Regions from separate parts of the Mus musculus genome. Here regions 2 and 3 are each linked to region 1. Evidence: chromatin loops called from intact Hi-C (ENCODE). Cell type or tissue: left cerebral cortex. All regions are shown on one strand.

What was found. Peaks named below come from ENCODE experiments on the same cell type or tissue, not always from the same donor. Only the 100,000 strongest peaks of a DNase experiment are listed, where the experiment ranks them.
Region 2: a loop joins it to region 1, with 2.7 times the contacts of the local background. A loop is called at or near these places in 6 of 42 quality-filtered maps.
Region 3: it touches region 1 in a loop (2.7-fold over the local background); 3 of 42 quality-filtered maps call a loop at or near these places.

Annotation. Positions count from the first base shown.
Region 1 is chr10:90,962,283-90,970,282 of GRCm38, forward strand. It overlaps Anks1b (ankyrin repeat and sterile alpha motif domain containing 1B), which reads left to right. Exons shown (of 27, transcript NM_001359241.1): 26 at 3,943-4,110; 27 at 7,522-8,000. The coding sequence ends at 7,632. Among named protein-coding and RNA genes, the nearest start is that of Apaf1, 120 kb to the right of the region's middle. In left cerebral cortex, a CTCF peak has its summit at 4,572; DNase peaks (open chromatin) are centred at 2,556, 3,015, 3,545, 4,008 and 5 more places; H3K4me3 peaks cover 412 bases; H3K27ac peaks cover 5,290 bases.
Region 2 is chr10:90,715,243-90,723,242 of GRCm38, forward strand. The region is part of intron 17 of Anks1b (ankyrin repeat and sterile alpha motif domain containing 1B); the gene reads left to right. Among named protein-coding and RNA genes, the nearest start is that of Apaf1, 360 kb to the right of the region's middle. In left cerebral cortex, CTCF peaks have their summits at 3,650 (motif pointing left) and 4,974; DNase peaks (open chromatin) are centred at 1,782, 2,851, 4,575 and 7,949; H3K27ac peaks cover 4,133 bases.
Region 3 is chr10:90,869,614-90,877,613 of GRCm38, forward strand. The region is part of intron 17 of Anks1b (ankyrin repeat and sterile alpha motif domain containing 1B); the gene reads left to right. Among named protein-coding and RNA genes, the nearest start is that of Apaf1, 210 kb to the right of the region's middle. In left cerebral cortex, a CTCF peak has its summit at 4,306; DNase peaks (open chromatin) are centred at 3,438, 3,803 and 4,262; H3K27ac peaks cover 1,705 bases.

The DNA of each region.
Region 1 (8,000 bases):
TGGCCACACCAAATACACAACGCACATGCATGTTACTGTCCTTCGCTGGACTGTGTAATGTAGAAAACATTCAAAGCCACTTGTCATGTGTCCCTAGAGATTTATGGTGGACCGGTAACCTGGAGGTTAAACCTAAAGCCTTGAAAGTGCTGGCTAAGCATTCTATCATTGAGCTACGTCCTTAGTCCCAGGAGACTGTCTTCTATTAAGCCACAAAGATGCAGGAGGAGCCTAGGTCATGACTACATAGCATTTTTAGGGTTCAGAGGTAACTAATACAAACCTAAAAGAATTCCAGTTTATGCCCACAGGTGGCAATTACACAAGATGAGCCTGGCCATGCTGACTTCCAAGGTTCAAGACATAGAAAGGAATAACTGTGACCTTTGACAGAGTTGGACCCCAGACCTCAACTTCATGGTAGCCCCTGATATGGTGAATTCAGGATTGGGCTCCCATACCAAGCACTGTCCACCACAGCTCAGAGACTGAGGGATCTGCTTCACACACTGCCTGAGCCAGGGAGGGTTCAGCCAGCCTTCCTTTGCTGTTTGTGGAGTCCATAATTCTGAGGTTCTGCTCTTTGCCCACCATATCTGGGGTCTCTATTTGGGCCAGCTTGGACAGTTGTAGATGCTCAGCTTATGGTCTGCCTAGGCCTTGAGGTTCCTCCATGTACTTCATGCTGGATGGCACTGTAAAGCCTACATCTAAGGGCTAGCCTGGGAAATGTGAGGTGACTGGACTGGACCAGCCTCAGTCCTTAGTAGGCAGCACCACCACCTGGCTCTCTCAGCATCATCTCTAAGCATAGTGGTCTCAGAGTGGTCACACAGTACTGACTCCCGAAGCAAGTGCTACAATAGGGCCAGGCAGAGGCTGTGGGACTCCTCCCATCTGTACAACAGTAAAATTGCCCTCACATTACTCATGGTAATTAGTGTATTAATATAATGAATATACTTAATGTGTAATTAAGTCCTGCTACAATATGGTTTTCTATGTTGGCCTTACAGTGTCCAGCTCTGGGGAGAACAATTCTCCTTGCATTGTGCATAGTGGGGGTGACACAACAGCAGAGGCAGGCAGAATGATCCTGCAGCAAATACACTGGATCATGTGTGCTCGGTCAGGGTGACGGTGTGGCTCCACGGTAGGAGCATCTGCCTGCTTAGGGCCCTGGGTTCCATCCCTGGAGGAAAAGAAGAGAGGAAGGAAGGAAGGGAGGGAGGGAGGGAGGGAGGGAGGGAGGGAGGGAGGGAGGGAGGGAGGGAGGGAGGGAGGAGAGAAGAGAAGAGAGGGAGGGAGGAGAGAAGAGAAGAGAGAGAGGAAGGAGGTAGAAAGCAAGAAGGAAGAGAGGGATGGAGGGAAGATTGATGGAATGCCCTCAGGTCCTCTGTGACAGCACCTGTTCCCTGCTGGGTCCTGGTACCCTGAGACAAACAGTGCAGCCCTCACTGCAGGTCTCAGTGCCCAGGAGCCACTCCCTTCCTCCCATCCAGCATTCGTGTTTAAAACATTAAGGCCACAGAAAAGACAGAAAGGTAACAACATCCAGGTCTTCCCAAATCACAAAAGAAAAGAAAAACACTCTAAGGCATTCTGTTTTTAAAATTAAAAAAAAAAAAAAAAAAAAAAAAAAAAAAAAAAGAACAGAACGATGTGCTAGTGTGCACACCTTTAATCCCAGCACTTGGGAAGCAAAGGCAGGCAGATCTCTGTGAGTTTGAGGTCAGCCTGGTCTACAGACCTAGGTCTAGAACATGGGGGGGGGGGGGCAGGATACACAGAGAAACCCTGTCTCAGAGAAGGGGGAGGGGAAAGAAGAGGGAGAGAGGGAGGAAGGGAGAGTGAGACAGAGGCAAAGACAGAGAGAAGAGAAGAGAGAAGCAAGACACCTGTCATCCCAGCTCTGGGAAGGCTGAGGCAGGATGACTGCCACAAGTTCAAAGCCAGTTGGGGGCTGAGTGGTCTGGTCTCCCTTTCTTCCTTGGGGACTTTTCTAATACCAGTCACTCATTTCAAAAGAGGACAAAACATCTAACTTCGTATCATACAGAAACTTTTAGTTTCCCAAAGTAACCCATAGTAACCATTTGAAAGCCTCAGCCACTCAGAGGAGCAGCTCTGACCTCCACGTGAAGACCCTGTAGTCTCACAAAGCTCTCACACGCAGGAAATTTGTCTGAGGCTAGTGCTGAAGGAATCTGCACCCTAAGCTCACTGCTCCTTCGTGCAGAGGCTGCCTGTTAGCTTCACAACAGACACCAGGGAAGTCAGAAGCCCCGTTGGACTTCTACAGACCCCGCCCCCATCCCCGTCCTGACCCCACCTCCCTCCCACCCTCCCCACCCCACCCCGGCCCCCCTCCTGCCCTGAGGCAAAGCTGCCAATGAATGACGTGTGCACAGTGTAGGCAGAGAGTAGTAGGCAGAGGAAAGGGCTCAGCCCTCTTTGTACAGTGATGGTCAGAGCTGCCTCCCAGTGCTCCCCCACTATCATTTGTTGGTGAGTTGTTAATTTACTCGTCTGACTCAGCTGTGGAAATAAACATGGCTTAGTGTTCACTGCAGGGAAGTGCATGGCCTGGCTGTGCAAGGGACGGGATGACAGAATCGAATGTGTGTCTGAGAGGAGCACAGAGATTGACTGTCCCACCAGCTCTCAAGATCATAGACATTGCCCGGCTTGAGTCTGAGACAAGGACACTTGATAGGACTTTGACATAAAGTCCAGTTGGTCCAGACTTGGTGAGACTCTTCCCCATGGAAGAGTCCACCTCATGTAGTCCATCCTCACTGAGTGCTGAGGGCAACAGAGTCCCTAACATTTCTCAAAGCATGCTGGGAAGGAGTGGGGGGTAATAAGAACAGGAAGACATGGTGTACTTTCAGCAGAAGCAGAGTGCTACCTGCATTTTTGAAAGAAACCATAGAGAGAGACGGTAGGGATGGTCACGGTAGGCTGTTCTTAGCCTGTATAGTAGCACTGAGAGCATCCTCGGGCTGAGACTGTGGCTCAATGTAGAGCATTTGCTAAGCACGCATGAAGCCACAGGTTCAACCCCAGGGTCATTCTGGATAGACCAGTAGGCACCCACCTCTATGATGCTTTCTGGCGTAAGGATGTTGTGGCTCCGATCCCACCTTCCAGTGGGCTAATGTCATGTTGTCCCTGTGGGAGAAGAGAAGGGGAAGCTGCGTGTGGGAGAGAAAGCTGAAGTCAAAAAATAAGTATGTGAAGAAAGGCGGGAACAACCCTGGGAGAACTGCTCTGTGCAGAGGACGTACGTCCCAGGAGAGGTTTGGTATGGTATCCTGCCCTGACAAACTCTCGTCTCTTGGTGATTTGATGATAAAATATAGAGCGTGAACCCTTGGGGAGTGCAAAAAAACCTCAAGAAATAGACGGATAATTAGCTCTATTTGAACAATGTTTGCATGCTCGCTGCTGCAACTGTGAGACGCCACACCAGCATGACTAATGCCTCTACCCCCGGCCTAAATTAGATTCTGATTGTGCTTCGTATATATTCACTGAATCACAGATGTTTGAGGTAAAAAAGACCCAAAGTTCTCAAGAACACCTCCCATGGAGCGTGTGGGATCACTGCTACAAACCCCTTCCCCCCATCCAAGTCTCATGAGCAAAGAAGCCACCCACAAGCGAGCTGCACCTGGAGGAGCACCCGGGGCTGGTGGGCTGCATGAGGGCTCTGCTTATAAGGAATTAATGGGGGAGGAGGTCTGGCAGCCTGGCTCCAAGGATGCTACCTCAGTGACTAGCGTCCAGAGTGCTTTGTTCTAACAGACTTCCCCTGAGTCACTGCCGCTGCCGGTGGGGCAGTTCAAGGTCCACGCTGCTCCTCAGCTATCCACTCACTCTGACCCTTTGTGTGCCTCTAGTAAATGTTCTTCTTGTCTTGTCTGTTTGCTCTTGCAGAATTTAGCCTATGAAATCATCCTGACGCTGGGACAGGCATTTGAGGTCGCTTACCAACTAGCCCTACAAGCAAGAAAAGGGGGCCATTCCTCCACACTCCCAGAAAGCTTTGAGAACAAGCCCTCGAAACCCATCCCAAAGCCCCGAGTTAGCATTCGGAAGTCAGTGGTAAGTACAAGACAGAGACATCTTTAAGCCTGCAACCAGAGGGAAGGGGGATTCAAAGAGGACCTGGTGCAGTGAGGGGGAGGCCTTTAGAATCCAGCCTGCCTTCCCCTGTCCTTTCCTGTGGTCTCCTGCTGGCATGTGACCATCATTCCCGCAGGCTCAAAGAATCCTTTCCCCAGAGCCCAAAGGTAACAGAGAAAACCACGTTTTTCTCTGCCACCTCTAGCAATAGCCTTTTGAGAGCTTGGATGGCTAGCTGCTGCTTCTGGTTTTGACCCAGCTCACCAGAAGGCCTAGGAAAGTGTGGAGGCAGCCTTCTCTGAGGCCTCGCCTACCACTCAATCAGGGGGCAAGCCTCTGCCCTCCAGAGAGATGTGCAGAGGCTCAAGGTGACGGTACCCTGGTACCCTCCTGGCCAAAGCTAGATACCACAGCTTGCCTTTCAGGAGACCACGGCATCCTCAGCCTCGAGATGCCTGAGCCACAGCCTGTGTGCCTTCCCTCTGGACAGCTGAAGCTCTCCACAGCCTAGTAACTGTTAGAAGGTGGTACCCCCCTCCTCCCTGTCATCTGCCTCCCTCCAGGAACTTCCTCCCTTCCCTCCCTCCCACAGGCTCCGCAGACATCCTGTCCCAACAGGCTGGTATGACTTCAAAGCGGCCGCCTCTGGTAGTAGCAACACCCCAAAGCTGGAAGGCTCCCAGCCAGCTCCCCATCTGCTCTCTGTTCCAGCATCCATCCCGCATCCTAGACTCTCTGGGATTGGCACCGGGCAGGCCCCCAGAATGCGTTGCCCCCCCTCATCCCGCAATCTTTCCATCTGCTGCCTTCTCCTCCTCCTCCTCCTCCCATCAGCTCTCAGCCTCCGTCCGTGTCATGAGAAAAATAGACATTTTTAACCTCCAAAGAGAGGTTCCTTCCTCGGGATGATGTGGCTTCTGTGGATCACACCTTTGGGGCCCCTCCCCCTCTCCTGTCTCTGCTCTTGGTCACCTCACCACCCACGGGATGATCCCTCAGCATCCGGCCTCTCCGAGTCCCTGAGAGTCCATTGTGTCCTCCTGCATCCCAGAAGGCCTCCGCTGATTGGTCATTACCAGTGGCTGCTGCACCTCTCAAATCCCATGCTACACTCCTATCCCGGACCCTCCTGCCTCAGCACCTACCCAGCCCATGCCCCCTGCTCTCTATTCCCCAGTCCTTGACACACCCCAGAACCCTAGAAATGTCTGTCCAGTTTGTTTCTAAGCATCTCCACTTTCAAGTTTAGCCACTATAAATCCTTGCTTCTCTACCCCCTTCTGTCCCCAGCCCAGCAAATGACACAACACTTCACCATGCTGCTTGTCACCAAAGTCCCCAAGTCACCTTGATTGCTGTTGTACTTGTACCTCCACATCCAGCCCATGAGCAGAGATCAATCTTTGCTCCCCTCGAACACACCTCCAGTCTGCCCACTCCTCTTCTACTTCCTCCATCACCCCCCTAATCCAAGGCCAGTGCACACCTTCCCAGTGACTCCCTTTTTTCATACAGCAAAAACCATGGCACCCTAAAAATACCCAAACCTAATCTCTGATCACACGTGGTGATGCCTAGGCCTTCCACTCCTCGAGTACACTGCTCAGTCCCACTGGAGACTCTATGTCTCCCATGATTGCTCTCTTCCACCTCCCCTGACCCCCGAATTCTGCACGGCCCCATGGTACCATTCAGGTTTTAGCTGCACGAAGCTTTTCCTAACCAGGGTAGTTGCCTGGTCACCTTGTAGGCCCTCTTCATTCCGCGTAGTGTTGACTGAGCTTTCTGTTGTCTCTCTTCCTGCACAAAAATATCTACTCCATGAAATACACTGGCATGCTGTCACCCCAGGGCCATAGCAGCACTCACTACAAACCTGCGGTCAGAGACACGAGGTGGTGAGGGTGGACTTAACGAATGTGTCTCTGAGTGCGATTATTAAGCTTCTGAGTCCAGGAATGCACAGCATGTTTGTGGGGATTGTTGCTTAGACTACTCTATTCCTTCTCGTGTGGGCTGGATGAGTCTGTTCACAGCACGCACGTCCTTCCAGCTGTACTGCGGTCCACGCAGACTCCTTCCAGAGGAGCACTAAGACTTTGATGCCGTAAGGGCTCATAGAATATTCATCTAGACACCCTCTCTGGGAAACAGGAGAGTACCCAGTCTACCTGGCTCTGGATGCAGGCCCTCACCAGGCTTCAGAATTCCCATCTCCTCAGCTCCAGTGGTTTACTCTCAGGACACACACAGTGCTCTTTCTAAAAGTCCTTCTTCCCTCGTCCTATGAAGGCACAAGGGAAACCATGGCAGAAGGCAGCCTGATAGGCACATAGGCTCAGGCCCTGCAGCCTCCAGGAGGTTAAAAAGCTGATAGAGGAAGTCTGAGCAGGCCTTCCAGAAACTCCTTGGCCCCCGTTTACAGAGCCAAGTAGATGATGGCCAAGGGATGAGCAAGCCATTGGGGAAAGAGCTTAACTGAGGCCCATCAGAGCTCAGACTTTAGCTGCTGCCCAGGGAATGACATGCTTGGCTTTATCTGAACCCAGGACAGAGTCCGCCAAGGCGCAGCCTGACAGGCCCTTGCTGGCCTCTTCCCTCCCTCTGTCTGGGGTACATCCCTCTCGGCCACTTTGCCCTCCCTCCGGAATCTGTACCTGCGTTTTGTCCACTCCAGTACCTTTCTTATCCAGGCCGAGCACTCATTGTCTGAACAGCATTTATTGACAAATATTTATTGCATGCCTGCCTTGCATTGAGCCACTAAGAGCTTTCCCAGGTTTGGAGAAAATAGCAATAAAGTTAACAAAACCCCCACCTTTGCGGGGCATCCGTTGTGGAAGAGGGAGTAGACAGGTGGTATGTGTCTGTGTCAGGAAGGGGGGAGCTAAAAGGTTGAGGTGCCATTTTGTAGAGGGTGTGGGGAATACAGCTTCTAGGATAGGAAGTGGTGTTGAAGCCAAGACCTGGACCACACTGGCTAGGAGGCAACCGGGAGAGAGCAGAGGCCTCACTGCACGGATGGGTGCCCGAGGGCCATCCCCAGGGCGGCATGGCTGGAGCTCAGAGAGGCCTCAGGCAAGTGAGCGGGGCGCTGCAATGTCCTCGGAGGACGTAGGGTTCTTTCCGGACCCCGATATTGGGGTGTTGGGAACCACCGCTGCTCCCCTGCCTCTGCGCCCCGGGGGCGGGGCCAGGTCTCACTCGCGTCACCCTTGCAGGCCCCTGCAGAGTCGCTGTGCAGTACAGGTGCGAAAGCGCGGACGCCGCCGGGGCCGCCCCGCAGCGCGGCTGGGCGAGCGGGGCCCGAGGTGGGGTTCCAGCGGCGCCCACGCGGCCGCGCCGCCGCCCAGCTGCCGGATAACGGGCATCAGCCTTTCTGTTTTAAAGCAGATCGACCCTTCTGAGCAAAAGACTCTGGCCAATCTGCCGTGGATTGTGGAGCCGGGGCAAGAAGCCAAGAGGGGCATTAATACCAAGTATGAAACCACGATTTTCTGATACCCGCCGCCCCGTCCTCGCGGTGCCTTGCTCGCCCAGCAGTCCCCGCAGCAGGCTCTCCTTCGCGCCTCCGTGTCCACCCGCCCCGGGAGGAAGACTGCTCCAGCTCGCGTGGCCTCGTCACGGGCGGAAGGGCGACGGCCATCCCTAGGGAGCCTTCTGCCAGCGAGACTTTGACGCCCCTTAGAGGCGCGAGGGGGGCTGCGCGGGGCGCCCCAACTCCGCTACCACCGCCTCCTCTGAGGTACTGCTCAACTGCCCCGTACTTGCTTTGCTTTAGTTGGGGGGAGAATACCTTTTTAAAAGTGAGAGGGTGGGGAGAGGGAGGGTCTCCAGTACTGCCTGAAAGTCTAAACAGCTTGGGTTTA
Region 2 (8,000 bases), 250 kb before region 1:
TGAATAATGTTGCCTATTGGCCCACTCTCTAACCCCTGAATAGCTAGTAGTCTTCTTATAAGACCCAGAATCCACAGCCTAGGAATTGCACTGCCTACAATTAACTGAACGCTTGTCTTAGTTGGGGTTTCCATTGCTGAGAAGAAACACCATGGCCAAGGTAACTCTTATAAGGGACAACATTTAATTGGGGCTGGCTTTAGAGATTTAGTCCATTATTTCATGGCATGGAGTATGACAGTATCCAGGCAGACACAGTGCTGGAGAAGGAGCCAAGAGTTCTACATCATAATCCAAAGGCAATCAGGAAGAGAATGTCTTCCAGACAGCTAGAAGGAAAGTCTCAAAGCCCAATCCCACAGTGACTTCTTCCAACCAGGCCACACCTCCCAATAGTGCTACTCTCTAGGCCAAGCATATACAAACCACACCACATCAATTATTAATCAAGGGAATGCTCACTGGGTAATCTGACTGAGGCAGTCTTTCAGCTGGAACTGTCAGATAGCTGTGAGCCACACCAAGTTAGTGGCCGCAGCTAGCAGAGTGGGCCTGACGCTCACTATTCACTGAGGATGCACTCTTAGGTTTTACTTCTTGGTTTTTCCAGTCTTCCAAATTCAGATGAAAAAAATCAGGTTGTTATAAATCTGTTAAACCTCCCGGTAAATTTTTCTGTGATATGCCTGTAGGATAGTTATAGACTATTTTAGTATACATTTTAATCCGCGTGCTAAATACAAAAAATAATGAGGATCATTTCATCTTTAGATGAAAAACAATAGATTTAACATAAATTAATTTAAAATCGCTAATAAATACATTTTAACCACTGACTGTGGGGAAAACATTACAGAAAACTAGAGTTAAGGTTTATTGCATCATCTTTATCGGGTTTTTAATTCTGAATATCCTGTCTCATTTAAATAAATGACTTATATTTGAGCAGAGGTTTGTCAACTGCCGCGTGACTTAATTAGCTAAACATCTGTCAATGTCTCAGGCTTCTAACCAGGTCTAATTAATAATAGACAAAAAAGCTTTTATGTTAATAAAGAGGAGTTGGTTGCAAAAAGACAAATATTGCACAATTTAACTTCTATGAAGTAATTAATTGTCAAATTTATAAAGACAAAAAGTGAAATGGCAGCTGCCAAGGGCTGGATAGGAAGTTGATGAGAAGCATTCAAGAAGATGAGAAAGTTCTACCTCAGAGGTTCTCAATGCCATGAGCCTTTGAGACAGTCCCTCATGTTGTGGTGATGCCCAACCATAACATTACTTGTGTTGCTACATTTTAACTATAATCTTGCCACTGTTACAGATAGTAATGTAAATATCTGTGCTTTCTGATGGTCTTAGGCGACCCCAGTTACAGGGTCATTCAGCCCCCACACACACACACACACACACACACACACATGTTGACAGCTGTGTAACTATGTGGATATTCTCAGCACCGCAGAACTACTCAGCTTCAGATAGCTCGAATGGGAAACATGTTGGTGTATATTTTCCCACACAGGCAGAAGACGATGGTGGTGCTCACAATGAGAAAGCAGGGGCTGTAAAACAACAGACATCAGTACATTTCCTGACACTCTCAGCAAATATTTCAGTTTGATAACACTTTCTAAAAGCGTTACTTTAGTTTTCTCCCACTATTTCTCGAAGTGACAATTCTTACTTTTCTGCACTTTTCAGGAGATAAATTTGGGCAGCCTAGAATCCGTTGTTACACCCCCTAATCCTAGCCCTCTTGCATTAATCCAGTGATAGACTCCAGGAAAGCTGCACTGAGATTATTTCAGTCACACCTGACTGTCCATGTGAAAATGTCAGCTCTTCCACCTCACACACGTTCATCTTTCCCTTATGCAACACCTCTGTAACAATTCAGAGCCCAACTCTTTAGGTGGGTGTCTCAGGTTTAATTTCTGTATAACAAGTTACTACAAATTTAGCAGCTTAAAGCCACATGACTTTGCTTCCCAGTTCCCATGGGTTAGTTCTCAGGGGAGTTAGAACACAACTGAGGGCCCCATTGAGGTAGCTTTTCCACCCAAGGTCGAGCTTGTGGCTGAGCCCCCCCCATTCCCCCCCACCCCCAGGTCATGCTCTGCTTCCCAACTCCAGCAGCACTGTCAGAACTAAGTTTCCATGTGATTCTAGGACTGAGCCGGCAACCCTATCCGTTCCTTTCTATCTAAATTACTACATTTTCTCATCAAGTCCCACAGAGTAGCCTCCCTAAATGAACACTCTTGTCCACTTAAATGAATCACCCAAGCTGATTAAGTAAATCAACTGACTAGAGACCTTTACTTATTATATATGCAAGCCTTTCCGCCTTTGTCTCATGGCCCCATCACAAGAGTGAGGATCATCTCATAGCCACAGATCCTGCCCACACCTACATAGACAAGGTTCTACAAGATACACAATCCCTTCTAAAGACAACCTCGTAAAAAGCATCATGGGATACCTTTCAGATGCTCAATATTCTCAACCGGAAAACTAAGGGTGAGAAGACCCATTTCATAAGGACAGGATGCTTAAATGATTTTGCATTTTACACACAGTATCTAGGAGCACAGGTCTTTTGTATACAACATCCTGGAGCACAGATATTCAGAATACCCTGGCTCTCACGTTTTACCCAGCAGACGTCTCTCTGTGAAGTAGAGAACATACCAAGACTGACTAGGCTCTGTGGCTGCCACAGACAGGCTCTCACCCTTCCTTGTGCTGCCTCACTTAAGCTTCACAACAGCCCTCTGGGGCAGGGGCTGGCGTGTGAAGAAACTAGGACACAGAGGAGTTAAACTACTCCTACTTCCTGAGTTAGGAAGAGGTGGAGCCGGCTTGCCCATCCTCCAACCTCCAGCAGCCTTGCTGTGGAGTTCACTTCTCCTCAGCGCCCTCCCCTGCATCCCCTGGTGTGACAGAACATCCGAGGGCAGGTCAGAGCCCCACTCACAGTTCTCAACAGGCAGAGTCTCGGGGAGCCTCCTACCTGCTAAGTTTCTGGCCCCTTCCGTGCCATTACCTCCGACACGACACGTCCTTATCCTACACACGTTCCGGGTGAGCTCTGTACTAATTGAAATGGTGCAGCAGCGTTATTGCTTTTGAGGCAGTAGCTCATAAAGACGTCTGGTTTTAATTCACTCAGTATTTCTTTTGAATAGTTGATGACTCAACTCTTAAATTAAAAAAAAAAAAAAGAGTGATATAATCCTCTAAAAACCAAGGGGGCTGATTACCTAATGGCGGAATCGCATGGGGGAGGAAATTTAATTTTGATGGAATTTTTTTTTTTCCTGCGCCCTTCAGTTCTCTTCACTTATTTCAAGTTCGGCCTAGTTTCCCACAACTTTCCACATGCCCGATTTCCCCTTCAGGAAAGATAGAGCCTGGGGAAGGACTCCGCAACCCTTGACCACAGGAGATGGATGGCCGTCTAGAGAGCCGCGTTATGTTTATGTAAAATGTCTTTTACCTCTCTTCCTAGCAGCCTCAAAGAGTAAGGGAGGGAGCTGAAGAATTGTCTCAGTGCTTACTTGCTGCTGTGACAAAGGACCAAGAACCCACATCGCAGGTCACAAACTGTAGGTAACTCCAGTTCCAGGAGATCCAGCGCCCTCTTCTGGCCTCCACAGGCACCAGGCACGCGCATGGTACATAAATACATACACAGTCAAAACACACAGACACACAAAATAAAACGTATTTAGAAGATGGAGGAGGAGGAGGAGGAGGAGGAGGAGGAGGAGGAGGAGGAGGAGTCTGAAGAAAGCGCTGAGTGTGCAGGAGACCACAGGGAGGGGAGTGTGCAGAACAAAGCTCCAAGAGTTCCTACTAGTTCTCTGCCCTGAGCTAAACCATTTCACGTGCCCAGCCGTTTCTACATACGTGTCCTTGCAGGGATTCTGGTACTTCAAAGTGACTCTACGGGGAGATCGTGCTCAAAACTCTTAGGCTCAAATAGAAGAAGGGAAAGGCTTATATCTCACTTTCTTTACCCCTGGATAACTTAAGAGGCACAGGGTGACTATCTTTTTCTCAAAACGTTTGGACCATTATATCCATATACATAATAATATACATAATAAGGTAATGTTGGAGATAGGACCCAAATCTAAACACAAAACTCACGTGTGTGTGTGTGTGTGTGTGTGTGTGTGTGTGTGTGTGCACGTGTGCGTGTGTATGTATGAATATATACCTTATACACATATATTTAAGGTAATTTTATACAATGTGTTAAATGATTTTGTTCATTTAAACTGTTTTTTTTCATACAAAGTCAACTGTAGACTTTTTCATGTTAGCACTCAAAAAATTTTTTTAAATTTTGGAGCATTTCAGATTTGAGATATTTTTCATTATGAGGATTGACCAGCATCTGGGTTGTTAAACAGCTGAACGGTGAAACCAACAAACGCTTGCTGTTGCTTTGCAAAGTAAACTCAGTGGTGTCCTCATAAAGAACGACTGCCAGCACTAATTTTAGCCACACACACTCTCCACACATTGCTTAGTGTCTCATCCTTGCTGTAGGTAAGAAACCACTACACTGGTGTCGTCTCCCTCTGCAGGCAGGCCCTAGCAACTGTGTGGTCCTCGGGGTGCTATCCCTCACCTTTGACCCTGCCAGTGGATTTCTGTAGGGGTCCTGCTTGGGTAATAAAGTTCTCCTGCTTGGGTAATAAACACAGGTCAAGCTTGCTTTACACTCTCTCAGCCTTCTGCATGAAGGATACAAAAACCCCTTCATGTGTCTAGCATAGGAATATCACGTTTTCCTTAGTTCCTTTAGGTTGTTTGTTTGTTTGTTTGTTTGCTGTTTTAACCTTTGGAACATTTCAGTGGCATTTGTAAGAAAGTCATGAGTTCAGCATTCTTGAACCAGGCACTCGCAACTGGCAAGCTCAGAGCAGAAGGGCAAGCCGAGCTTGAAGTCCCCAGTGGCTGGTTTCAGTATTGATTGGGCTGAAAGCCCTGGACATGGGGAAGCACAACTCCAGTTTCTTAGGAAACAAATGGTTTCCTATGATTCCTCTGCTCTGCTAACGTTGTCTCATTGGAATTAAGACAATAATGATTTGCTGGGCCTTTTATTCCTCAAATTTTAGCTCTTATTGGAGAGAGGAGAAAGAGAATGGGGGATGGGAGAATGAGCGAAAGAAGGAAGGAAGGAAGGAAGGAAGGAAGGAAGGAAGGAGGGAGAGAGGGAGGGAAGGACAAAGAGAGGGATGGAAGAAGGAGGGAAGAAGGAAGGAAGGGAAGGACAAAGGGAAGAAGGGAGGGAAGAAGGAGGGGAGGGAGAAAGAAAAGAAAGAAGGAAAGGATGAAGGAAGGAAAGAGGGAGAGAGGGAGGGAAGGAAGGAGTCCTTTATGGTATTCAGAAAAACACCATAATATTTATATATCCCTGTGGGTTTGACTAGTTTAACATCTAGTACGGTATAAAAAGAGACTGCTTCTTGTCTGAACATAGGACCCAAAGATGGGGGAAAGAGGTTTCAGCATCTCACATCACAGACTGGGCACTTAGAGGACTCCCTCCATAGCATGTACTAAGAAGGAACAAGGCTCTTTCTGCTGCCTTGACAGGCTTCCTTCAGTTACCTTATGAGGCAGTCAGGTAAGGCAGGCTGATAGGATGGTGGAGGCAGCTTGGAGGCTGAACCATTTGAGCTATAGACACTAAGGAAGACAGGCCCATCTCATCTCTCCTAATACTTCAGCAGTTAAAGGGATTGTGTCGTGTAGAAGACAGCCTAGAACCAGAACAGCCCACAGTGCCACTCCAAGGTGACAGAATCACCCTTACAGCTCCCCAGATCAGGTCCTGGAGCCACAACTCTGGTCATCAGTGAAACAGTGGAAAACTTTGGTTGAATGGAAGACTATAGAGAATACAGCGTGGAGGGGTCAGAGAGAAGGCCACATGGATGGAAGCACGGGCTGCTCATTCAGAAGTCTGGACCTGCATTCCTAGCACCCCTGTCAGATGGCTCACAACTGCCTGTAACTCTGGTCCCAAAGCATCTGAGTTCTTGGACCTCTGCAGTCATCCACACACATATGCACATACACACAGAGACATGTTTTCATAAATAAGAAATAAGTCTTTAAAACCAAGAAAAGGCAAGGTTTAATGACTAAGATCTGGCACCTGGACAAGATGTCACCAAGAGATAGTTTCCTAGAAGAGTTGGCACCTTCCGGGGCAGTGACTGAGAGAGAAGCATGTTTCTACCTTACCCCTGGCTGTGATCAGCCTCCACGATAAACAGTTTATAGAAAAGCAAGCCAAGCAAGCACAATCTATTGTTTCTTGGTGAAAACCTAACAGGCCTACTATTTACTTGGAGCTTCACATCTGTTTCCATAGAGACATCACCTCTGCCTACCTAGTTTCCAACTCACCAAGTCTATTGTTTCTCAAGTTCAGCGGCATCAGGTTAAATAATATGATTCTTTCATAACTAGCTCCTAAGCCTACCTCAGAAATAGCTAATGGGTAGGCAGGCGGCCCCAGCTCCCACGGCGCAGCCTCACGATGATTAATGGAGTTTAAAACTGGGGATCGTTTGGAGAAAAGCATTAACGCAGGACCAATAACAAGGGCAGAGTCCTGATTTTTTTATGCTGTATCATGTCGTAGTTTTATATTAATAACAGAACTAGTCGTGTAGTTTTTAGCAGAGTGGTCACAGCTTAGCGTGGATCAATAATTAATAATGTATAAGGCTGGAAGGATAGATAGCTCAGTGGGTAGAGTGCCTACCATGTAAACAGGGGGCCTGAGTTTGAGTCTCTGAAAAACACACAGAACTGGGATCAGCAGCGCCCGTCTATAGTCCCAGGGCTCCTATGACCAGATAGGACGTGGAGACTGGAGGATTCCCCCAGAAGCTCACAAGCCAGATAGCCTGAGTTACTCAGCCACAAGCCACAGACGCCCTGTAGCAAACAAGGTGGACCATGAGAAGTAACACCCAAGGATGTCCTCTGACCTCCGTATACCCGCCATGGCACAATCACACACATGACTGCATATGCACGCGTGTGCAGACATTAAACGCACAAAAAATAGAGCATGTGGCCTATGGAAATAACTCAACTGACAGACAAAAAGTTGCACGTGAGTGACTTTAACCCAGTGCCTCACTCTTCTCATATAGATGGGAAATGATAATGGTGTTTCCAGGAAATGATGTAAGAGTATGAGAAGTCAGTCAGATGCATAGAACAGTGTCTGAGACATAATAAACACACGGTGTTGGCTTTGTGGGTTTGTAAATAGCATCCTTATCCATTTTCTAGTAGTAGCATCTAAGAGATACCAATTTCTCTCTTGGCAAATTGAAACTCTCAGGTTTCTCTTGCTTCTGAGACCTTAGAAGCAACTTGGGGATGAGATCACTCAAGGCAGGATTTGTAGCTAGAGAGAAGAGGTCTGTTTCTGACCTCGAGTCTCTGACCTATTTGAATAGGACATTTTTGCCCCTGAGCATTGCACCCAGTACAATCTCTGTACAGATGGACTTACAATAGATGTTTACAGAAATGAGGACATAGAGGTAGTGAGCTTCTCCTACGGATCAGTCAAATCCAAACCATCTAACCAATAACAGCTTTCTAATGAGGGGTGGATCCTTCCCAGCAGGAACCATGGGCCCATTGCTAGTACCAGACACTCAGTGTCACTGACGAGAATCAATGTGTTAAGTTCTCAGAGTGCCGGTTCTACGCCGTACATTCTAGCCACGTTGTTAATCTCCAGCTGGCATAGTCTTAAAGTGAGAAAGGCTTTGGCCCAAGCTCCGTGCTTTTGAATGTTTATCTATTCTACCTCCTCAGCCCCAAGGACTCTGCGTGAGAGTGTCACTAAGCTGGAGTCTGCCCTACAGAGCCACATGAAACTCTCACTGAGATGATCATAAGCCTCAACCAGCAGCTCTGTTGGGAGGCCGGGGGTGGGGGGA
Region 3 (8,000 bases), 93 kb before region 1:
TGTAGGCCTCTAATGTCTTTGTCCCCTACCCTATTTGACATAAGAGCATCCTCTGCCTTCTTGAAAACCTTGCTAAAAGCATCATGCCCTTGAAGAAGCCCCATCTCCCTCAGAATCCTTCCTTTTCTGTGATCTCCCGATCTGTGGTCTCGGTGCTGAGGCAGGGCAGTTTCTTGGGTCCATTCATGTTTCCTTACTTACGACTCATCAGGTGCAGGGAGTACATTTTAGGAATCGTTTCATCTCCTTTGTGTGGCTGCCTCGCCGCCTAGCTGATATTTTAACAAATGTTTGGGCCGCGATTCTGTTTTCCTTCCTGTCAACAGCTACAACTTAATGAAAGTAAACTCTTGTGTTCTGTCTCAGATAGATAGAAACGTGCTTTAGACGATGCTCTTTCTAGCGAGTTCTTCCATTTATAGAAGAAAATGTGCTTTTAAAAACATTTGTCCCTAGTTAGTTGGGCTCATCAGTCCTCCTAGGCTCATAAAGATTACTCAGGATCTGCCTGTGGTTGCCCTCCCCACCCCCATCCCATCCTCATTTTATATCTCCTTATAAGGAGCCTCTAAAAGGAAAAGCAAGTGATACCACCGACCACATTCTGCACTGTCACATTAAATAATAAATCGTAATGGGAGGGAACAGGAATGTTTAGGAAGGCCATACTAGACACGTACATACAAAGACATTTTTAAGATTATCTTATTTTATTAACATTGATTAGCATATTTTCTTCCTCCCCCCTCATTTAGTCCATTTTTTGTTGTTGTAACAAAACACCTGAGGCTAGATAGTTTATAAGTAGTGGAGATTTATTTAGCATTCAGTTCTGGAGCCTGGGAAGGCTAAGAGAGTAGCATGGAGATCTAGAGAGGGTGTTCAGCCAGCATCACAATGTGGCAGAAGAGCACCAAGGGGCAACATAAGCAGACTTAACAGAAAGATCACTTCTACACCAAAGCTACTCTCATGATAACCCTTTAGGTTGTGAGTAGGCTAATCCATTCATGAGGGGAGAGTCTTCGTGACTCATTCGAAGTTCCTACCTCCAAATACCAGTAACCTATTGGGAGAGTAAGTCCTCAGCATAAGCTTGGAATGGTGCAAGCCACCGTAGTGGAGAATCCGTGCATTATGTGCTTTGTGTATATCCACAACATTGGTTTTATCATCCTCACAAGTTCACAGATGAATAAATAAAGCCAAGGAAGGTGAACGCCTTCCCAACAACCCAACCTCTAAGCCATTCGTCTTGAGTCTGCCTCACATCAAAGCCAATGGACATAACTACTTCAAAAACAGGGAGAATTGATTAACATAGCTGATTGCACTCCTAAGTATAGCTTGTGGTAGATTATTTATAACTACACTGTATATGCTTCATAAAAATACGTGTAGCTTACTAAGCTGCAGTTTATACCTAACCACCTCATACATGCATCAGGCAGGACATTATTCATTGCGCATTTACTTAATTTGTATATTCAACCTTCCACCTGAGGACATGGATATCCTGAGACTCAGATGACAAGACCAAAGAATAATAGACACACCTAAAAAAATCAGGTCCAGTCAGCAATGGTGGCGCACGCCTTTAATCCCAGCACTTGGGAGGCAGAGACAGGCTGATTTCTGAGTTCAAGGCCAGCCTGGTCTACAGAGTGAGTTCCAAGATAGCCAGGGCTACACAGAGAAACCCTGTCTTGGAAAAACAAAAAACAAAACAAATCAGATCCAAAGCACAACCCTACCACAGATCTTCAAATACAAATCTATATATATATATATATGATATTATATATATATGATATTATATATGATATATATCATACATATGATAAGACTATATATATATGTGTGTGTGTGTATATATATATCATATATATATAGTCTTAACAACCTGTGGCTTCTGAGAAAGATGATCAAGTGTCTTATAGGAGCAGGCATCCTCTACTGAAGAATCCAGAATGACTGGCTGGTGTGGGTTCACAGGGCGGTGCAAGTTATGAAGCAGAAACGGGAAAGATAGTGGAAGCATTTTGGCATCTAACAAGTCCTTGAAGACCTTGTCTTAAAAATAAATAAAAATAAATAATTGACCAAGATCCAGTTTTGAATTTTGGGCCCCCTTTTACTCAGCTTCTCTCATTAGCTCTGTTTATTTTGTAGGCTTTTAAGGCAGAGCATCGATACAAGTTGAACACTGTTAGAATTATGAGAGGGATTTTTTTTCAGTCTACATTTATTGTCTTCATTTAGTGCTGTGCTTACTGGTCACCTGTGCTGTGCATGCTTTTGACTCCAGGCAGTTTCGGTGATGAGCCGTAAGTGATCTTTTCAACATGAGAAGATTAAGTAGGTGGCAAGATATGCTTCTATTTTCAAAAATTGGTGACTAAGCACATTAAGCAACCGTACATACACTGAAGCTCTCCTGCATGAACAGATCAGCAAAATTCAGCGCCGGGAGGGAGTGTGAAGCTGTAAATATGGCAACTTCGGCCATCATTCAAGAACCTTTCTTCAGATGTCAACCAATATATTTGCTGTGGAACAAGAAAGTGTTTGTAAAGTGGCTGATAGTTTTTAAAGAGACTAAATCAAACAAAATCCTATTTGTTTGGAATCAAATTGCTCAGTAGGGAATCAGTGGACCTTAAGTGATGGCTATTCTAGGCGACACGGATCAGATCAAGTCAAGCCACCCGCCCAGAGTGACAATATTGGGATGCTGGTTTCTTTAGAAACACAGAAATATTATAAGAATGTGTTTTCATCTTGATCCCAAGTGTAGGAGTATGGGGCTGCTCCAACTGTCCACAGCAGCTGACTGTGATTTGCCTCATGCTCTAGCAGAGGTGTGGTTGTGCCAGCTGTAGATAGTTTCTACAGTTGTGTGATGTTTGGAATTCTGGGAACTCTTCAGGGGGTGTATAAATGCTAGGTCCCTGGAGAAGGGTTTGTTGGTGAGTGTTGGTTGTTTAGGGAGGATGATTGCAGTTTATTAGTAGTCATTCTCAAAGAAGAAACAAAAGGAAAGAAATTAGATTTTGGGAGCACTCTCTCTCCCTCCTTTTCTTCTTTCTTTCTGTCTCTCTTATCTAGTGTTAGGGGGTGAAACCAGGAGAAGAAACAGTGGCAAAAAGAAGAACCTACAAGGTAGCAAAGACCAGCTACACCCCTCCCCACCCCCACCCAGCCCTGTTTCCAACATGTCTGTAGGAAGCCACCATCCTAGCAACACTAGCCCATTCTCAGAAGTGTATTCCTGGCCCCTAAAAGGTGCGTAAGAAATATATAGAAAGCACTGTTGCAAAAGGCAATTTAGAATTACACTCCCCACTCCTCTAGGCTTGGCTTCCATGGCAAAGAAGGTGTCAGTGTTAAGCTCTTAACAGATTCAGTGGCTTGCATAACCTCCTGAACCTGTTTCCTCATTTGCAAAGCAGGGAATGACATCACTCTCTGTACAGGTGGGAAGACTCTAATGCGATGAATTATGCATGAATCCAGCCCGTAAACCACTTGTATGTGACTTTTCTGCCATCTCTCTACATACCATCTACTCGTTTTTTAGCTCCCAATGGCTTATTTCTGTGAGACAATCCCAGCAGAGCAAGCTCAGTTCCAGAACCTCCTATGCCCTCAGATATGTAAATTGTTTCCTACAGTACAGTTTCCTGGAGTAGTTTCTATTCCCACCCCTGGAACATTCCTGGTTCCCCTAGGAGTCGCGCCACCCACCGAATGGTTCAAACACTTTCCCAGTCTACTTTGAGCAACTGTGAATCCTTCTGTCTGTACAATTATTTTTATGTACCATGCATATTTAAGTAGGAGAACAAGCACCTACACTAGGGTTGGGGAGTAAGGATGCTTCTGTTCTCCTTTGCACTGTGTGGGCCAGTCGCCTCAGTTGGTTAGCATGGCTTGCTCCTGAGCCAGGAGTGGTGGCCTCAATCCACACGGGAGCCAATCCACTCCAGTGTCTCTGGCCCACATCGTGCTGGAAGCCTGACTCTGGAACTCCATCCCCCACCACAGATTAACTCTTCTGCTCCCTACACAGATACTTCACCATGCCAGGCTTAACTTTAATGGTTCATTAAAACAACCAGTCCTCAAACACACCCCACTTACAAGGCCTATGCGAGGTACGGGGCTGAATCCGTTAGCTACCCCATGCCTTCGTGGGGTCTGTAGCCTAACTTGAGTGGGAAGCTCAAGTAAGCCAGCAAACATTCGTATGCTTGTAAATTCTTCAAAGAGCCCTTGGAGAAGTGGGCATTACTCAGTAGCAAATGACAGCAAGAGGGAGCCATTTCAAAAGAGTGGCTACGAGAGGTTTCTCCAAAGAGACAGGTGTCCATGCTGAGACTCCAGTAAGAAATCACAGACAAGTGAAGAGTGAAAGAAGACAGAATGATATCGGTGTTTGTAATGACATACAGTGACCCCTTTCCGTGTGGACACTGAAATGAGAACACGACCACAGCATCTTCTTGGTGTGCTTGCTTTGGGCGCTGGCCGGGGCACAGCACCACAATCTCACGGGTCTTCTGCAATGTTAGGGCCTTTGCCTAGGAGGAGGAGGAGGCAGCATGTATCATTGTTTCTTCTCTCGAAGCTCCTAGCAGTCCCAAAGTCCCAGGAGACCTCTGCAGACATGAGGAGAAACAATTACAAAGCAGGAATGTGGTGGACTCTGACTCTGGAATCAAAACTGTTCCTTGCTCAGTCTTCATGCACTGGGAATATTGACCCTGTGTGAGTTCTCTGGACCACGCTTGGGTGCCTTTGCCAGCCAAAGGTCCCTAAGAGCCTCCAATTCCTGTTATCTTTGGTACTTCTTTAGCAAACCCTAACCAGATCCTGAATGTATCTCCTTGCTCTTGTATTACTTTGCTTCTATTTTATATCATATCTTCACAAGATTTTCATATTTTTGGCTCCTCACAATAACTATATGAGGGCAACAGGTTTAGAATACGAATGAAGCAAAGTTAACAGAAATTATGCTTTGGTTTCTCCGCAAAGTACCTACCCCTGGGCTTTCTGAATACAAAATACACCATATCCAAATGTTTGTTTTCTTGGGGAAACCGGTATGGTGGAATCTTAAAAGCACATTTGCTGCAGAACGGGAGTAGTGTTTGTGTGTGGTTATAAGGTTTTTCAGTATGGAGTAGTGCTCAGATCAAACCCAGCACCTTGTGCCTATGTAGGCAGGCATACTATCACTGAGCAACACTGCCACCCCAAAATCCGCTTTTTAAATCTAGACTCTTCTAGTCAGTTGACTATACCATCTTGAACCTCGGTTTTTCTCCATTAGAAATGGGGATTACAAAGCCGGGTTCAGAGAGTTAACAAGGAAGGCACCAAGCCCCGCCCCCTAGGCGGGATGCTTGCAGTGCCTTTGCCGCTGCCCTGCCATCTTCCTTCAGCCATTCTCTTTCTCAACACACCTTGAGGCTGAACCCAGCAGATGCAAAGAGTACTTACTACACAGAGCCGCCTCCTCCTCCTCCTCTTACTCCTCCTCCTCTTACTCCTCCTTTTACTCCTCCTCCTTACACAGAGCTCCTCCTCCTTCCTGCCTACACCCCATACTCACAAGCCCTGCTATTTCTGCTGACAAGATGGCTCTCAGAGCAGCCGTCTCTTCCCATCACCATTCATTTTTCATTCAACAATTCCTTATTGAGCACTTACTATGTGCTGCCACTATGCTGGACACGGGGAGCGCAACAGCGAACAAAGCCTGTCCCCGACCTACTTTTCATTTGCTGGCCTGTGGTCATCCCCACCCCAATCCATTCTCACTATTAACACCAGCATTGTTGTAACAACAAAAACAAGGCCAGCTCTGGCCTCTTTTTCTTCTTTTTCCTTTTAGATCTTAGTTTCCCTTCAATTGCAACGTAAATAAATATCTCTTGTCTTTAATGAGTATTTACTGTCTGCCCAACATCATTCCAAATGTTTGTGTGTGTGTGTGTGTGGTTTTTTTTTTTTTTTTTTAGCATGTTGTAGAATTTAAAGTTGAAGAGCACGTTCCTTTTAGACAGCCCTTCATCTGACTTGACCCACTCCAGTGGACTGACCACAGATACACCTAAAAATCCCTCTCACCAACATGTGTTACTCTTATGCTCCTCTGGTCTTACACACAGTATCTCTCCTCCCGAAAGCTCCTCCCCTTACTTCTCCACGTGGGAAAGCTCGAAACTGTCAGCGAAGTCTGTCTTCTATGCCAGGAGGCCATCTGCAGCTCCCAGAGACCTCGTCCGATCCTCTCTGAACCTCCCCACCTTCAAACATGTCAGTCCACCTCCCTGCCTAGTGTTCCTTGAGGCAGTTGTATCTCAATTATTTCTGAGTGCCTCTCAGCAATTTAATACTACCCAGTGTACAAAACCTCAGGGGGTGGGGGAGTGTTGTTGAGTGGATGAAAGAATGAACAAAAATTATTTCTTTGTTCTCCACCAAGGCATGACTCTTGGAATGGAATCTACCAAAGAAAACATGGATACATAGAGTGGACAGAGTTCTGTCAAGGACACAGTGACCAACGTTCACTCACCATGCTATGGTTCTTTAATAGGCTTTCCTTTCATTATCCTGTCTTAAGCATCAAAGGAGATAGACTTTGTTCTTTGTGAGATCAGGTCTTGGCTGGCCTGGGTGATGTGCGCATGGGTAAAGGGAGTAGAGAAAGAACCACTACCCCTTAAATCTCGTCACTCTCATTTTTGTCATTTGTATTACGTAGAAAATGACTTGCAAGCAGAACAGACCTTCTACCTAACTCTTAACTCAAGATCAAATGAGCTACCTGGATTCAGGGTGTCTGCTAAAGGAAGGGCAGATACATAGAATTGCTGCCATTTGAAACCCAACTCATTCAGTCTTCAGCAGCATCTAGCTGTGGGAAACAAGACACTAGACTAAGAAGTATAGCAACAAGAAGCTACCCCACTTCTTGAGGTGCAGTTCTGCAGTGACTAAGGGTCAGGTGATACTTGATGAAGAATGTGAAAGTTACCACCACCCCTTTCTTAAGGAAGGTGTGGCTCAAATAATAAGCCTTTAGTGGAAAGTCTGTTTGTCTCATTTAAAAGTTAGTAAAAAAAATTTTTTTGCAGGAATGATAATTTAATCATCAAGTAAACAGAGCCAATCAGATAAAACCAGTTTGTTCTATTGTCCTTTCGGTCAGTTTAGCTCCTTCAGCTTCCTGGCGAATTGCTTGTCAGTCAGTGCAAAGTAACCAGAGACATAGTCTCTTTGATCTTGTTCACAGTAAGATAGTAAGCTGTTGGACCAGGCCAGCCTTTCAAACAGGTTCTGATTCTAAGAATCAGCCTTTATTTTATTTATATTGGAAGAAAGAAAAAGATTGACAGTAAAATAAAAGGAACTTTCTCCCTGGAAAAAAATTCTATAAATGTATGTCATGTTGCATTCTAATATCCAGATAGTCTTTTTCAGCTTTGCTAGAGATTTTACAAATACCTATGTAACTTACTCTGTGTGTGTGTGTATGTATGTATGTGCATATATGTGTAAAGGGTGTTTGAAAATTAATCCCTAACTAGATGAAGAATATTTTTTTAAAACTCAGATTCATGATTTAAATTATTCAGTTTTTGTTTTGCTCAAATGTAGTCCTTGTCCTTTTTTTTTTTTTTTTTTTTTTTTTTGGAAACAAGAAACAAACCATACTTACATAAGCCTCAAAGTGCTTCATACAAACCAGCCTGTGTTAATAAATGCTTCTGTCTTAAGAGTTGTATTTGGAAGGGGTAGCACCTTTCTCCCCCCTGTGGCCTCCCTAATTAGCATTTCTCCTAGGCAGCCTTTCCATAGAGACACTCCAGCTAAGACTCCTGCAAGGGTTTCTGTGTCTTCCTGTGCTTTTCCCACAGGAAACCCTTGAACACATTGTGTCATGTTCACGAGATAGAAATATCATTTTTAATGAACCCTGATCA